Regions from separate parts of the Mus musculus genome. Here region 1 is linked to region 2. The links are chromatin loops, found by intact Hi-C in ENCODE. Cell type or tissue: gastrocnemius. All regions are shown on one strand. Links, peaks and the distances in the headings refer to the core of each region. The heading gives the core; the rest is flanking DNA. Region 1 overlaps Abcb4 (ATP-binding cassette, sub-family B (MDR/TAP), member 4). Region 2 overlaps Elapor2 (endosome-lysosome associated apoptosis and autophagy regulator family member 2).

Region 1 (8,341 bases), core at 272-8,271, 500 kb after region 2:
TTGAGACGAATACCTACATCATAGACTCATCATAATTTAGCTTAATTGACCTAAGTAGTTAGAATAATAATAACTAAAGAAGTAGGAATAATCTAAATTCTCATCAGTTGAAAATGGTTAACCAGATGTGTTATGTCTATACAACTGGAATCCACTGGACCCTGTAAAGAATGGCATTTGATGCCAATTACTACATTGATAAAGCTTGAAAATTCTGTGCTACATGAAAAAGACAGTAACGAAGGCCAGCAAGATGGCTTAGCAGGTAAGGGTGTTTGCGATTCAAGCCTGGTGATATCATTGGAGTCTGGGAACACATACAAAGGTGGAAGGAAAGAACTGACTCCATAAAGTTGTCTTCTGACCTCTCCACAAGTGCTGTGGCATATGTACTATATCATACACACACACACACACACATACACACACACACACACACACACACACACACACACATCATGTACACATAACAACAGCAAAAACAACAGCAAAGTATGGTTACATCTATATAAAATGTCTAGAACTAGCAAAGCCACAAAGACAGAAGAGTGTGCACAGGGCTACTGAGAAGTAGTCAACTAGTTTCTTTTGGGCAATGAACTATTTCTGGAATTAGTATTGATGATTGCATAATCTGATGAGTATACTAAATGCCATCAAATAATACATTTTAAAATGGAATTTTCTTCTTTTGTTTTGTTAGGTGATAGTAATCCAGTTTTATTTCTTTTACTTTATTTATTTCTAAATTTCAAGTCTTTTAATGAGGAGTATTCACAATCACCCTAAGGAGCAAGTACATTATTTTGATACAATTTAATGTATCATTAACAATTAAATTACAAATAATGATGCCATTATTACCACAAAATAGGTTATTTTGAACTATTTTTAAACTAGAGCAGTGTTTAGGTAATCAGAGTTACATGTGTATGCACATATGCATATATGTATTACATTCTCATATATATGTATTTATATGTATTTCCACATATACTTGAATATAAGTGTTTGTCTTTTTACTGATTTAACAAAAAAAATCCACAAAGAAATAGATTAAAACTTAGAATGAAATACAATACATCCAAGAAAATGACAGCATATCATCACTAGAACTTGTTACATAAAAATACCTGAATTTATAAATTAATTTCTTCACATATTTTAGCATATTGTTATCAAATAAAACCCATGTGTGCAAGAAAGAAAAAAAAAAAAACAACCCCCACAGTTCCTCCCACAGGCCTGGTCTAGGTTCACTGAACCATGGAGGAAACCTGTAAAGATCATTGACCTCTCTCTGCGACAATGTAACGGGCTCAAGAAATCAATAAATCCCAAGAGACAACCTCATCTGCCCTTTGGGTTTTATTTCTCAATCTAGATTCCCAAAGGACTGGGAAAAGTCTGCACAACAATTTGCTCCCCATCCCCCGCCCTGGGTGTTTACCTCGGGTACTGACCTTATCCAGTGCGGCCTGCACCTCAGCTTCACTTTCAGTGTCCAGGGCTGAGGTGGCCTCGTCCAGCAGGAGGATCTTGGGGTTGCGGACCAGGGCCCGGGCAATGGCGATTCTCTGTTTCTGTCCCCCACTCAGCTGCGCCCCTCTATCACCAACCAGGGTGTCAAATTTCTAAACAGAAAACCCAGAACAGCTCCAGAAACCTACTCATTCATTCAATTTTATAGTGTTGGGGATCAAACTCAGACAGGACCTTGAATATGCTAAAAAAGGTCTCTATCACGGAGCTATATGTCAGCCTTTTAAAAGTATTTTAAATACAAAAGTACAGAGAGTTTTGTAGAAATAAATGAAGACAACCGAAACTTTGATTCTTGTAGTGTATCATGAAGTATAATAAATTAACACTGAGTTGCAATAATTACCAATGCATGTCCTATATGTCTTTATGTTATTTACATATAGAATATAGTCGTTAAGCCTTGTCTGAATAATTTAAGGGATTTGCCCAACAAGGTTGAATAACATTGTAACCCAGAGCTTAGCTTTTGAAGCAAGAACTCATGCCTCACGTTTCAGTTGTGATTTTAAGGGAAACTTTACCTGGGGCAGTTTCATGATGAAGTCATAGGCATTGGCCTCTTTGACGGCTTTCTCAATCTCATCCATCGTTACATTCCCACGGCCATAGCGGATATTTTCAGCGATCGTAGTAGAGAACAGCACGGGCTCTTGACTTACCACACCAATGATTTCCCTTAGACACCTGACGTTAAAGTTCCTGATATCCTGCCCATCGATGCTAATCTGAAAGAAAGAAGGATTTCCTAGTCAATATTTTAAGCAACCTGATTTCAAAGGCACAAGGGCTTTTTACTAGTATTGAGTTCATTCAAAAGTTAGAAATAAAAACTAAACAGTAATAAGCAGGAATAAAATAAAGCAACCATATTTTCCTGATATATACATTTTTTTTTTCAAGAACAGATTATTGGAGACAGCTATATCAGGGTCCTGTCGGCATGCACTTCTTGGCATCCACAGGAGTGTCTGCGTTTGGTGGCTATATATGGGATGTATGCTCAGATTGGTCAGTCTCTGGATGGTCTTTCCTTTAGTCTCTGCTCCACACTTTGCCACCGTATTTGCTCCCGTAAGTATTTTGTTACCCTTTCTAAGATAGCTATCTCCTGAGAGGTTCTGCCAACCTGACATATACAGAGGCGATGCTCTCAGCCAACCATTGAACTAATCACAGGGTTCCCAATGAAAGAACTGAAGGAGCTGAAGGGGTTTGCAACCCTAATAGGAAGAACAACAATATCAACCAACCGGAGCTCCCAGGGTCTATACCACCCAAGGAGTACACTTGGAGGAGTGGCTCCTGCCGTATATGTAGCAGAGGACGGCCTTGTCAGGCATCAATGGAATAAGATGCCCTTGGTCCTGTGAAGGCTTGATGCCACAGTGTAGGGGAATGCAAGGGCAGGGAGGTGGGAGTGGGTGGGTAGGGCCACACCCTCACAGAATCAGGAGAAAGGGGGATGAAACAGAGGTTTTCTTGGTGGGGGGTGGAACTGGGAAAGGGGATAACATTTGAAAGGTAAATAAATAAAATAGCCAAATTGATTATCTACCATAAGAAATTTTGGATATATTAGTTAATTGTCATAGTGCTTTAAAAAATGACCCCAAAGCATCTGTATACTCAGGAAAACACTCTCTCTGGGACATAGCCTCCAGCCCCAGTTAGGTTTTAGGCATGTCACTGTGTTTAATTTCCGATGATAAATTTAAGTTAAAATGTCCCCTTATCCAACATATAGCTAGATGACATTTTGGTGTTTTGCTATGCTTAACACACTATAATGTACTTTATCATTTCTTAACTTTTAGCCATTTGATATTTTCTTAATTGTTCTAAAAGCAAAGAATCATTAAATTGAAAGACATGATTTATGTTCCTATATTAATATCAATTGCTTTACTGTAAATGACTAGTGTTTATGGGGCATTTATTCCTTGATGAACATAAGCTAAATAAATGACTCTTTATAAGTAATTTAATAATGGACATTGGCGAAATATATAATACATCTGCTTCATTGTACTTTGTTAGATCTGGGAGCTCTTGAAGGAGCAGTTTATCTTTGTAATGCTGATCACTTTTTAATTAAGTTTATTCTTTGGCAATTGAATACAGACATACATACACCCCCCCCCCAGACACACAGACACAAACACACACACTGTTTCTTTTCTTTTCTTTTCCTTTCCTTTCCTTTCCTTTCCTTTCCTTTCCTTTCCTTTCCTTTCCTTTCCTTTCCTTTCCTTTCTTTTCTTTTATTTGTTTTTTTGTTTTTTTTGAGACAGGGTTTCGCTGTATCCCTGGAACTCACTTTATAGACCAGGCTAGCCTCGAACTCAGAAATCTGCTTGCCTCTGCCCCCCAAGTGCTGGGATTAAAGGTGTGTGCCACCACGCCCTGCCATATTTTCACCCTCAACCTCTACCTTCCTCCCAGCTATAAATCCTTTACCTAGCTCATGTCTTTTTGCTGTGTGTTTTTTTTTTAATCTACTGAGTTTAACCAAGGCCATCTATGTGATTATGGGTTTGAAATATCTATTAGCGCCCAGAGGGTCATGGCAGTAGGGTATATAAGTAAAGAAATGATTGCCCCTCTTCTATTATCTATCATAACCAATAATTAAAGCTAACCATTTCTCTCTCTCTCTCTCTCTCTCTCTATATATATATATATATATATATATATATCCTCTCTTTTAAAGATTGTTTGAGAATTTCATACTTTGTATTTTGATACACCTACCATATTGTCCCCTCCACACCCTCCAACTCTGGGTCCTCATTTAGAATACCCATGGAATCCAACCTGTGTTGACTTCACATTCTTGGATGTTGTCATCCACTGGAGTGTGGGAAGTCTACCAAGGCCCATAAAGAAAAATAACTCTCAGTCGAAACCACTGTCTCCTGTGTGAGATACATTTCTACCCGGAGCTCTGCCATTATGGCTCCACCATGTGGTCAAAACCACTGTCTCCTGCGTGAGATACATTTCGACCTGGAGCTCCATCGGTAAACTACCTCATGCTTTTACATCAAGATGGTCGTCTGTTCGTGATTCTTGGGTGCACGCCGAACGGGAATTGAGTGGGGGTTTCCCCACTAGGTTCTTTCATTTGGAGGCCTCAGCGAGATCTGTGTGACACCCAGGAAACCCGAAAGACCCCTTGGAGGTACATTTGTTTGTGTGCGTCTTACATGTTGTCTGTTGTCTAAGTGTGGCACTGCTGAATTTGTGTCTTGGTTTTTCAAGTCTGAGATTGTGAATTTGTGTCTTGGTTTTTCAGTTCTGAGATTGTGAATTTGTGTCTTGGTTTGTGAATTTGTGTCTTGGTTTCAGGGTTATGAGATCGTGGGTTCGAGTCCCACCTCGTGCCTTGTTTTTAGGGTTCCGAGATCATGGGTTTGAGTTCCACCTCATGACTTGGTTTTAGGGTTACAAGATCGTGGGTTTGAGTCCCACCTCGTGCCTTGGTATTAGGGTTCCGAGATTGTGGGTTCGAGTCCCACCTCGTTCCTTGGTTTTACATCTGGCAGAGTGAAGAACAAGTATGCTTAGATACTGGTGTCTTTTATTCTCTGTTGCTGTCTTGTTTTTGTGTTGCTGTCTTGTTTTTGTTTGTGGTTTTTGTTATGGGACAGACTGTGTGTGTAGTGCCGACTGTGGACTTGGACAGATGTTAGGACAGAATTTGTCAGTGATAGTTAAGAAAAACAACTCGGCATCCCTGGCCACACGCAGCAGGGCCTGACTGAGAACTTCGGGCTTCAGCAGTAGTGGCACGCACTGGCTGAGGGAGGCGCCACGTGGGAAACTGTGGCCCAGGGAGGAACACCGATGAGGAGGTTTCCCTGGGATGCCCGCCCCACCACCACCACCACCACCACCACCACCACCACCACCACCACGGATTTCATCTCCTGCGGTACTGGCAAGAAAAGAAAGAGGGGCACTAGCCCCGCCTGGCTTCCTAGAGCGAAAGTGATGCCTGCTGGGGAGGGGCCGACTAGAGTCGCCGCCTCTGCCACCTTCCCCCCCCCCCCTCCCTGAGTTGGCCTGGTGCAGCCAGCTGTGAGAGCTGCCTTCCTTTCCCTGCCCCAAGTGTTTTCTCTTCTAGGGCAGCCCTGCCCTAAGCTGCTAACCAGTGAGGGAGATATCTGCCCACTTAAAAATTCCTGTCCCAGGTAAGGAGCACCTATGAGTTTAATCACCAGGCTCTGACAAATGGGTATAGAGGTCTAGAAAAAGGTGAGTTTAGACTGTAAGGAAGAGCAAAGCTCCAGCAGACTCAGGAGAGACAGTGAATTATAGAGATGAAGGAGATTAGAGAGGTCTGATATGAGAGAGATACTCTGAATGAGAAATATTTAGAGTAGAACCAGTAAGTAAGAGGCAGAGAATGAGTATTACAAGAGAGAGAGAGAGACAGAGAGAGAGAGAGAGAGAGAGAGAGAGAGAGAGAGAGAGAGAGGCGAGAGGCAGAAGAAAGAGAAAACAGGAGGGATCGTAGACAAAGAAATTTGACTAGAAACTTGGCTGCAGTAATAGGAGAGAAAGAAAAAGACAGGATCTAGACAGGAAATCTGGGCAACAGAAGACCTAGCCTCAGCTAAAAAGGCTCAGCTGTGTCAGACTCAAGTTATCTATTTGAGATACACCGTTCGAGGTGGAAAACAATGGCTAAAAGAAGCCAGAAAAAGACTGTAACTACACCAAGGCAAGTAAGAGAGTTCTTGGGTACCTCTGGCTTCTACAGACTCTAGATACCTGGGTTGGCGACCTTAGCTTCCCATTGTACCCCCTAACCAAGGAAGGGGAAATGTTTGTGTGGACCCCAGATCACCAGAAAGCCTTTAGAGAAATGAAAAAGGCCCTACTGATGGCCAGCCTTTGCCTGACCTAACCAAGCCTTTCACTCTTTATGTGGAAGAGAGATCAGGGGTCGCCAGAGGAGTCCTTACTCAGACTTTGGGACTTTGAAAAAGGCCAGTGGCTTACCTATCCAAGAAGTTAGACCCTGTTGCCAGCGGGTGGTTTCTTGCCTGAAAGCTATAGCAGCCATAGCTCTGCTTATCAAGGATGCTGATAAGCTCACTCTGGGACAGCAAATAACTGCAGTGGCACCCCCACACTCTTGAAAGCATTATCTGAAAGCCCCCTGACTGATGGATGTTGACCAACGCTCCTGTGACACATTATCAGAGCTTTTTGTTGACTGAACGAGTGACCTTCGCTCCACCTGCTGTCCTCAATCTTGCTACCCTACTGCCCAAGACTTCACCTACTTAGCACTGTGCTGACATTCTGGCAGAAGAAACAGGTACTCAAAATGATCTGAAGGATCAGATCAGCCTTGGCCTGAGAGTTCAAGCTGGTACACCGATGGCAGTAGCCTCGAGGTTGAAGGTAAGCAGAAGGTGAGGACAGTAGTACAGTGGTGGACAGAAAGCAAGTGATCTAGGCCAGCAGCCTCCCTGAAGGGACGTCGGCCCAAAAAGCTGAACTTGTGACTTTGATATAAAGGGGCTGCTGACATCTGCAGAGAAGGACCTAAGATGCTATGGCTAAAGGAAATCAGATGGCAAATCTAATCGCCAAACAGGCGGGCCAAAGAGCAATGATCCTGGCAGTCAAGGAGCCTAAAGATTATTATGATGTCAGAGAGACCAGTTTTAGATACACCCCTGAGCACTATCAAGTTATGGACATTATTTGACCCACCTGGGGGCCAAGAAATTAAAAGGTGTGGTTAGGTCCTTTGACTACTATGTTACAGGACTCTCTGACTTGGCAGAAGAAATAGTCAAAAGCTGCAAGGCCTGTGCTATGACAAGATAGAATTTACAGAAATTAAGCCAGCTAGATATGGCAACAAGTACTTATTAGTGTTTATAGATACCTATTCAAGGTGGATAGAAGCTTTTCCTACCAGGACTGAGACGGCCAATGTGATAGCCAAGAAGATCCTAAAAGAAATCTTCCCGAGGTAATGGACCTGCCTTTGTTGCCCAGGTAAATCAGGGACTGGCCAAGATATTAGAGATTGATTAGAAGTTACATTGTATATACAAGCTCCAAAGCTCAGGACAGGTAGAAAAGAAGAATAGAATTCTAAAAGAGACTGGTGCAGACTTGGTGCTCCTTCCCCATGCCCATCGCTGTCTTAAATGATGTGTCTAGACCTACATGTTGTTGTAATAATAATCTGTAAACTAAGTTAAAAGGCTTGCAGGTGGTGAAGAAAGAAGGCTGGTCACAATTGGCTACAGTGAACGAGCCAGGTACCCCAAAAGACATCTCACCAGTTCCAGCCAGAGATCTGATCCACGTACACCTACATCATGCCCAGACCCTCAAGCCTCACTAGAAGGGTCCTTGCCTAGTTCTGTTTACCATCCCTTCTTATTCTGTTTTTGTTCTTAACCTTTGGCCCATGTTATGATTTCTATTCTCCACATAGAGATATAGACTTCTAAAATTCTAAGATTAGAATTACTTAGTAGAAGAAGAGGGGAATGAAAGGAAATAAAACTTGAGACCTGTGATTCATGTAATGTATGTCAAATAGCCCAAAGAGTTGTTTGTGAGCTTTGAAACCTGGGGCTGAGAACATAGCAGAACAGGCCAGGACATGCCCGGGCAGGCCTGTTGTTAAGAGTTTCCTGAGGCTGCTTAGCAATAAAGATAAAGAGAATGACATGCCAGACTGGCCCGGTGCCTCCCTATCTCCCGCCCTTCTGACAGTCTGCTAATGTTTAAATGGACCAATCATGTGAAACCACGCCAA
Region 2 (8,341 bases), core at 147-8,146:
TCCGGGGTACTGGTTAGTTCATATTGTTGTTCCACCTATAGGGTTGCAGATCCCTTCAGCTCCTTGGGTACTTTCTCTAGCTCCTACATTGGGGGCCCTGTGATCCATCTTATAGATGACTATGAGCATTCACTCTGTATTTGCCAGGCACTGGCATAGCCTCATATGAGACAGCTATACCAGGGTCCCTTCAGCAAAATCTTGCTGGTATATGCAATAGTGTCTGGGTTTGGTGGGTGATTGTGGGATGGATCCCCGGGTGGGGTAGTTTCTGGATAGTCCATCTTTTCGTCTTTGCTCAAAACTTTGTCTCTGTTAACTCCTTTCATGGTTATTTTGATCCCTATTCTAAGGAGGAATGAAGTAACCATCCGTTGGTCTTCCCTCTTCTTGATTTTCTTGTGTTTTGAAAATTTTATCTTGGGTATTCTAAGTTTCTGAGCTAATATCCACTTATCAGTGAGTGCATATCTAATGACTTCTTTTCTGATTGGGTTACCTCCTCACTAAGGATGAAATCCTCCAGATATATCCATTTGTCCAAGCATTTCATAAATCCATTGTTTTTAATAGCTGAGTAGTACTCCATTGTGTAAATGTGCCATATTTTCTGTATCCATTCCTCTGTTGAGGGACATCTGGGTTCTTTCCAGCTTCTGGCTATTATAAATAAGGCTGCTATGAACTTAGTGGAGCATGTATTCTTATTACCAGTTGGAACATCTTCTGGGTATATGCCCAGGAGAGGTATTGCTGGATCTTCCAGTAGTATTATGTCCAACTTTCTGAGGAACCACCAGACTGACTTCCAGAGTGGTTGTACAAGCTTGCAATCCCACCAGCAATGGAGGAGTGTTCTTCTTTCTCCACATCCTCGCCAGCATCTGCTGTCACCTGAGTTTTTGATCTTAGCCATTCTGACTGGTGTGAGGTGGAATCTCAGGGTTGTTTTGATTTGCATTTCCCTGATGATTAAGGATGTTTTAAACATTTTTTCAGGTGCTTCTCAGCCATTTGGTATTCCTCAGTTGAAAATTCTTTATTTAGTTCTGTAACCCATTTTTAATGGGGTTATTTGAATTTCTGGAGCCCAGCTTCTTGAGCTCTTTGTATATATTGGATATTAGTCCCCTATCAGATTTAGGATTGGTAAAAATCCTTTCCCAATCTATTGGTGACCTTTTTGTCTTATTGACAATGTCTTTTGCCTTACAGAAGCTTTGCAATTTTATGAGGTCCCATTTGTCAATTCTTGAGCTTACAGCACAAGCCATTGCTGTTCTGTTTAGGAATTTTTCCCTTGTGCCCATATCTTCGAGGCTTTTCCCCACTTTCTCCTCTATTAATTTCAGTGTCTCTGGTTTTCAACAAATCATGCTGGCACAACTGGCGGTTATCATGTAGAAGAATTCAAATTGACCCATTCTTATCTCCTTGTACAAAGTTCAAGTCTAAGTGGAAACTGTCTTTTGAGAGGAGGTTTATGCTGAAGCAGACACATGGGAGAACATTTTACTAAGAACAGACACGTGGTGTTTTTCTGTAGACAGCCTGGAAAAAGGGCATGTGGTGTTTTGGGAGAGCCCATATTTGAAAAAGCACATGTTTGGGAAGGATAAATATAGCCCAACGGACAGTGGACAGCACTAGATAGTATTGGTACACCTTGCGATTCTTTGCTAGTCATCTTTTGTCATGACTTCATACAGAGAAACACACCAAAAACTTCTGGTGGTGCTCCAGTGGCTTCTTGCTGCTTCTGTGGACTCAAGCTGATTGGGAGTGTCTTGTAGTTCCTTCTGGATCAGCCTGTCACTGCTGATTTGCGAATGGTGTTTATGAGTGGATCAACCTGCCACTGCCAACTCATGTGACTTGAGCTGCGCAGACTGGATTTGCTCCAAAGAAACATTTCTAAACAAGTGCACATCCTCCTTTGTCCTGTCTACCTTTCCTTCTGCTACCTTCAATAAAGAACACTTCCTATTTAATATATATCACATCTTGGTCTTTCACTCACCTGTTGACTCAAAACTTTTCAAGCCTCCATTTTTTTCCATTGATCTCTACACTCACGTGAACTTTCATATCCTATGTCCCAAATCTGTTTTAAAGAGATACTGATTCAAAGCATGCAATTTTAAAACTGTTTATGTAAACCTAGAGACAAGGATCAAATGTAAGATGGAGAAAAGTAAGCTGATGGAAATGATGGTGAGCTGACAAGGGGATGGATGGACTCCGTTGTTTACTCCTTTTTACATTGTTTACTCTTGTTCTTTAGAATGCCTGGCAAACAGCAACATTTCAGATTTCAAAATGAGTATGACCAACAAGGAGAGTTGAAAGAATGTTAGCAACTGTCCTGTAGAACTCTGCTGCAAGGCTTCAGTAAGTGGGATTTAATGGCATCTTAAGAACATAGTGAGGGACTTCACTGAAAATCAGAATTTGAAATCTTTCACCCTTTACCATGCTTAACCCAGTACTGAGCCAAACCAAAAGAATTTAGTAACTTATTGCTCCAAATGATTTAAGGTATTGTCGCCCTCCTTGGGACATCTCTTCTGGTGTTTGTGACTTTAAACATGAAGTTCAATATCTACTTGAAAAGTGACTACATAAAACACCAGGTTAATACACCAGCCTGTCCCCTTCCAGCCTCTCACGCAGCATCCATCCTCGGGAAATAAGCTCTGAGACCCCACAGAGGATACACCAAGCCCTACCACTTTATACCTTTCCTATCTTAGCACTTACCACCATTTAATTCCTGCCATTTTGAGGTGCGAGAGTAACGCTGGCACAGAAGTCATGTTTCCCTCTTCACAACTTAATGGCTAAAAGCTTTTCCTTACCATGGATTTTAGCAACTTCAGTGTACAATTTATGCTCGCTCTTTATTGAGTTGAGAACTTTTGCATTTTCAGCTGAAAGGGTAGAAGGGAGGGAGGGAGGGAGGGAGGGAGGGAGGGAGGGAGGGAGGGAGCCAGGGCTTGATGGATTTTCTTTGGCATGTTCTTTTTGTGTGTTTGTGGTTTGAAGTTATTATTGAGAGAGTTATTTAAACGCAGATATTGTGAAACCTGAGCACTGAATCTAAAAACCAAAATGGCTACTAAGTCACTAATGGACAGGAAGCAGATGTAACCACACAAAGGAGTCATTCACATCCTAGGCTTGAAAGGAAAAAGAATATGGCATGAGGTTCCGTTGGCTATTAAGAACACTTGACCATTTAAAATGTAAAGTATTTGTTTCTGTAATTTTCTAATTGGTATTTATAAACGGCTATTGACTATGGAAAGCTGAAACTAAAGGAAGTGGAGCCAGGGAAAGGGGAGAAGCACTGTGGTTGTGATTACTTTAGGAAAGGCATCTGATTGGTTGCTTGAGTTTTATATAAGGGCTGGAAGATGAACACCCAGCCAAGTAAGACCAAGTTCCTCACAAATATGTCTGGTATGTCTAAAAAGCTAAAAATGAGTGGTGTCTTCGCTGCCACAACAGTTAATGTAGAATCCAAGCTCACCGTTCATTCCATCGCACTTGGAATTCCCAACATTGAAGCAGGAAGTTTTCATGTTGGCAGGGAGGACATTCCACCATTTATATTCAAACCCAAGTGCTGGCTCTGTTCCGGCCGGACATGACTTGCATTCTGCAGAAGATGAGTGAGTATATGCAATCACATTAGGCTGCATCTGAACAGCTTTCTCGGAACCAAGCACCTCTGCACTAAAACTACCAGACAAATATGAGGGACAGATGTTACATGACCACCAATTCCCTTAGCAATTTTTTCAAAATGGATCTGGAAAATTTTTCTAGATACAGTACGGATGCACGTGTACATATTTGGTGGTTTTGTTTGTACAGTGCTTCATATTATGCTTAACTTGGTGAGTGAGTGGTTATCCACGGTTACCCAATAGGATAGGGTTGACTTTCAGAGACTAAAATGTATTATTGTTAAAGGAGACGGCCATACACACAAAACACCAGTAAGACTGTCCTCGTCAGATAAGTCACCATGGCCTAAGAGTCCCATTATCAACATTTCTCAATACCTCTTCATTTTGACAAAATAAGAAATGTGTCTTCTAAAAACTTTTCAAAAAAAGCACTAGAGAACAAGATCGCAAGTCTATCAGGAATGTTTTACTGATCGTGCAATTCATGATAGACACCCTACCCTTTGTTCCATCTGAAAACGTCCCCGGAGGGCAGGGATGGCAAGAAGACGATCCATTGTTATAGAATCCTGGGTTGCAAGGAGGACAATCCTTCTTCTCTCCAGAAGGGGGCAGCCTAATAGCATCTGTGAGATCCTCCCTGCAGATTTTTGGCTCTATCCACTTGTACATTATCTGTGTCTGAGAAAAAAATAAAAGAGAGAGAGAGCTTTTAAAATTAAAACTAAAAGTAAATCATGCAATATCTTTATGACAAAGATGCTAAATTGACAAGCTAAAGAATTATCAACAGTGGAGAACAGAAGAGAGGGCTGAGAGAATCTAAACAGTGAGAAAACAATGAGAGAAAAAGAGATAACTTTCATTAATACAATATGGAGAAAAATAGGTAGGAAAATAACCATTATGTGTGTATGTGTGTGTGTGTGCATGCACATGCACATATGAAGATGTCTTTCATAACTGCTACCCAACTTCGTTTAATGTGAGAGAGGAAGTGTGTAAATGTGTGTGTGTGTGTGTGTGTGTGTGTGTGTGTGTGTGTGTGTGTGTGTGTAGGTGGAGAAGGAGGGAGGGACTAGGACCTGCAGGAGATGGTTTTTTCTTTGCACCTTGTAGGGTGCTTCGTAGTAAATGACTTTACTAGATGAGCCATCTCTCAAGTGACTCCAGGTTATTTTGGGAATCAGATTCTCACTAGACCTAAAGCTTATTGATTCAGCTAGACTGGCTGGCCAGCCAGTCCCACTGGTCCTCCTGTCTCTACTTCCCCAGTTCCGGGAATACAGGAGTGGGGTACTACATTCATTTTTTTAATGTGAGTTCTAGACAACCATGCTTGTGTGGTAAGCACTCTACCAAGTGAGCCAGCTCGCTCGTCCCTGGAAACAATCAATACATTGCGCTAGCTTTGAACCTAAGCAGTAAGAACCCTTACAATACAGACAGCATGCTTCTTATCACAAATCCCTCCTTAAGGTGTAAACAACTGCCAGGTGCTCACCTCTGAACACATGCATATGAACAACAATATACAGACCAGACCATGCAGGTGTGTGTGTGTGTGTGTGTGTGTGTGTGTGTGTGTGTGTGTGTGTGTGTGTGATTTACACAAACAAAGAATTAAAACGAGCAAGCGAATATGAGTGAGGAGAGGTATTTGAGGTGAGGTTTGGAGGGGGAAAGGAAAGGGAGAAATGATGCAGTTATTTTATGATCTCAAAAATAACAGCAAACAAATGCTGCCCCTGCGTCTGCTCACTTCCGTGTGTAGCCAGCAATATGTTGCTTGCTTACTGGCTAGCTCCACTGCTCCCTTCCTTGACACCCGCCACAGCCTTTCTTATCACACTTTGCATGGAGTAATCATCAAAGAAAAATATTATTTTTTCAAAAAGAAGAGATGAAACTTTATGTACAATCCTAATGATTCATAAGTATTAGTAGTTCCCAAGTCTTTTTCAATAATAAGAATTGTAGCTAATAAAAAAAAATTAACCAAGAAAAAAAAAAAGGATTGTAGCTAAACTATTCTCTCCAGAAACTCTTATGGCCTTCTCTATGTGCTCTGAGCATCAGGAAAAATACACCCTTCTGCTCTCCAGGAGAGCACTCAATCACAGCCCTTCTCATTATCCTACTTTACACAAAACAGAATTTAAAAAATGTGGTAACTCAACTACACCCCAAAAGCTGGCCATGCTAAAATTAGTTATTCTTAGTTAAAAAGCAGAATAATAGATAGGTTAGTTGTCCTAAAACAAAACTGGAATGTGAACACTGGTAGGTGGAGTATTCCAGCAAAAATATAACAACCAATATTAGAGCTACATAGAGGTTTTTAGAAGAGACAGTAACTGTTCTTTTCATCCAATAAACTTTTGAAAGTATTGTTTGTCCTTTAAAACAACTTCTGCAACAAGAAGTCTGTTGCAGCTGGAGAACAGGAAACACAGGCAGTCCTTCACCTCTGTTTCTAGTCAGTAAGAACTGTACAAAACAGACATTCAATGCCACTCAACTGAAGCCTTAAATATGCTTGTGGAAGATACACTATCTGGTATGAAGAAGGATGCTAAGAAAATGGATGTCTCATTAGAATGATAAGTAGTATTATTTTCTTTTTATAGATCCCTTTCCATATTCATTTTATGGTCCATGTCATGACATGCTTTAATGCTCTACTTTATGGCTCCGCCTCTCTGACCATCTATAAAACAATGGCCACTCCAGCTAACTCCTCCTAAGTAGCTAAAAACATCAAATTAGATACTATATCAATAAAATGCCCTCAACTACCCCTCAAGAAAGGCAGCATAAAATTCAGAGAATCTAAACAAATAATTATAGGAGAGACATTGACTTTAAGTCTTCAGTTTAAGTTAACAAGTTAAAAAAATTTTTTTTGAGATCCTAGTAAGTTCATTAATTTTCTGACTCACATTCATAGAAATGTATGAGCAGCTACATTTGGGGAAATTTTGTTTCTACACAAGAACAGAAAAGATTCCATGTCAGAAAAGAATCTTCCCAGCCTTTTCAGGACACTATTGTCCCCAGGTTCGCAAACAAGGAAACCTGGGTTTGCACATTAAAGTTATGCACGCGTGGATAGGCCAGATGACAACCTTGAGCATCATTCTTTTGATTCCATCCACCTTGTTTTGCTTTTACCCTGATACAGTCTCTCACTGACCTGGAGCTCTACAATTAGGCTAGGCTGTTGGCTGGCCAGCAAATTCTGGGATCTGGCTTTATGTCCCCATCCCTAGAATTACAAACACATGCTGCCACACCAGGCTCCTTACATGGGTATTGGAGACTGAACTTATGCTGTACAATTTTCAAGGTAAGCACTTTACTAACTAAGCTATCTCCCCAGCCCCAGATTACAGCTATTAAACAACTTGCCCAAGAGATGCAAACAGCACCATTAAAGGAGGGTCATTCTGATGAGACTGAAAACAATACAATATGCAAATATATCTGAGAAGCCAAATAACCAGTTTCTTCCAATGTAAGCAAAGAAGACGTTTAGAAGTTAAAATACACTGTGAACATTTTAACATGGAGAAATCAAGGTACAAGTTCTCTATGATCCATGTTCCTTACAAACCTTCCTGCCACACACGGCAAACTGCTTCTCTGTCTTTCCAACAGAGACATATGTTTCCTAGTGTAGCTGACAGGGAAAGATGCTAATTAATATTAATGATGCTTAGAACCAGATGGCTCACAGTGCAGGTGAGACACCAACAACCAGCTCATTCTGCAGAAAGTGAGATGCAAACATGAAATGGTTTTATGAAACCAAACCCCTCTCAACAGAGTTTTACCAGACTAGTGTAAAGATTACAGAAGAGCTACAATATTCATGATCATTTAGGTTAAACATTAAAAGTGGATCTCTGTGAGCTCAAGGCCAGCATGCTCTACACAGAGTTCTAGGCCAGCCCAAGCTATGTAGTGAGACTTTGTCTTTAAGAACAACACTATCAACCAATCAGGACCTGCCCCACCCCCACCCCCAAGCTCCCAGGGGACTAAACCACCAACTAAAAAGTACACATCAAGGGACCCGTGGCTCCAACCGCATATGTAGCAGAGGATTGCCTTATCTGTTATCAGTGGGAGGGGAGACCCTTGGTCTTGCAAAGGATCAATGCCCAAGCATAGGGGAATTCTAGGGCAGTGAGTCGGGAGTGGGTGGCTGGGTATGTGGGTAAGCACCCTCATAGAAGCAGGGGAAGAAGGGTAGGATGGGGTTTGCAGGGAAAACAGGAAGGGAGATAACATTTGAAATGTAAATAAATAAAATAGTCAATAATTTTAAAAAGGAGTGAACTGAATTTATGAAACATGGACACATTATTTTCTTCTATACCAAGAATCTATTCTTGACTTATATGAAAGATTCTCTGACTTATATGAAAAACATTTCATGTATATATATATATGCATTCAGCATGCTTGTAAGTGAGTGCTGTGTGTGTATGTGTGTGTGTGTGTGTATTCTAAATTATATTTGAATATGAATGACCTTAATTCTATTAGGCCATGTCAGCCAGATATTATCAAACTGGTCACTGGCATTATACTCACTGATACACTAAATCACTCAGCAATGTAACAAATATGATTTTAAT

The links. Hi-C counts contacts between places; a loop is a spot of excess contacts. Peaks named below come from ENCODE experiments on the same cell type or tissue, not always from the same donor. Only the 100,000 strongest peaks of a DNase experiment are listed, where the experiment ranks them.
Region 1: a loop joins it to region 2, with 6 times the contacts of the local background. A loop is called at or near these places in 7 of 42 quality-filtered maps.

What each region holds. Positions count from the first base shown.
Region 1 is chr5:8,921,700-8,930,040 of GRCm38, reverse strand. It overlaps Abcb4 (ATP-binding cassette, sub-family B (MDR/TAP), member 4), which reads right to left. Exons shown (of 28, transcript NM_008830.2): 13 at 2,067-2,270; 14 at 1,464-1,634. Among named protein-coding and RNA genes, the nearest start is that of Gm31388, 20 kb to the left of the region's middle. In gastrocnemius, for the core only: no CTCF peak of the experiment used is centred there; no DNase peak of the experiment used is centred there.
Region 2 is chr5:9,423,725-9,432,065 of GRCm38, reverse strand. Elapor2 (endosome-lysosome associated apoptosis and autophagy regulator family member 2) reads right to left here. Exons shown (of 22, transcript NM_172706.4): 9 at 4,196-4,376; 10 at 3,533-3,661. Among named protein-coding and RNA genes, the nearest start is that of Mir879, 52 kb to the right of the region's middle. In gastrocnemius, for the core only: a CTCF peak has its summit at 4,302 (motif pointing right); a DNase peak (open chromatin) is centred at 4,289.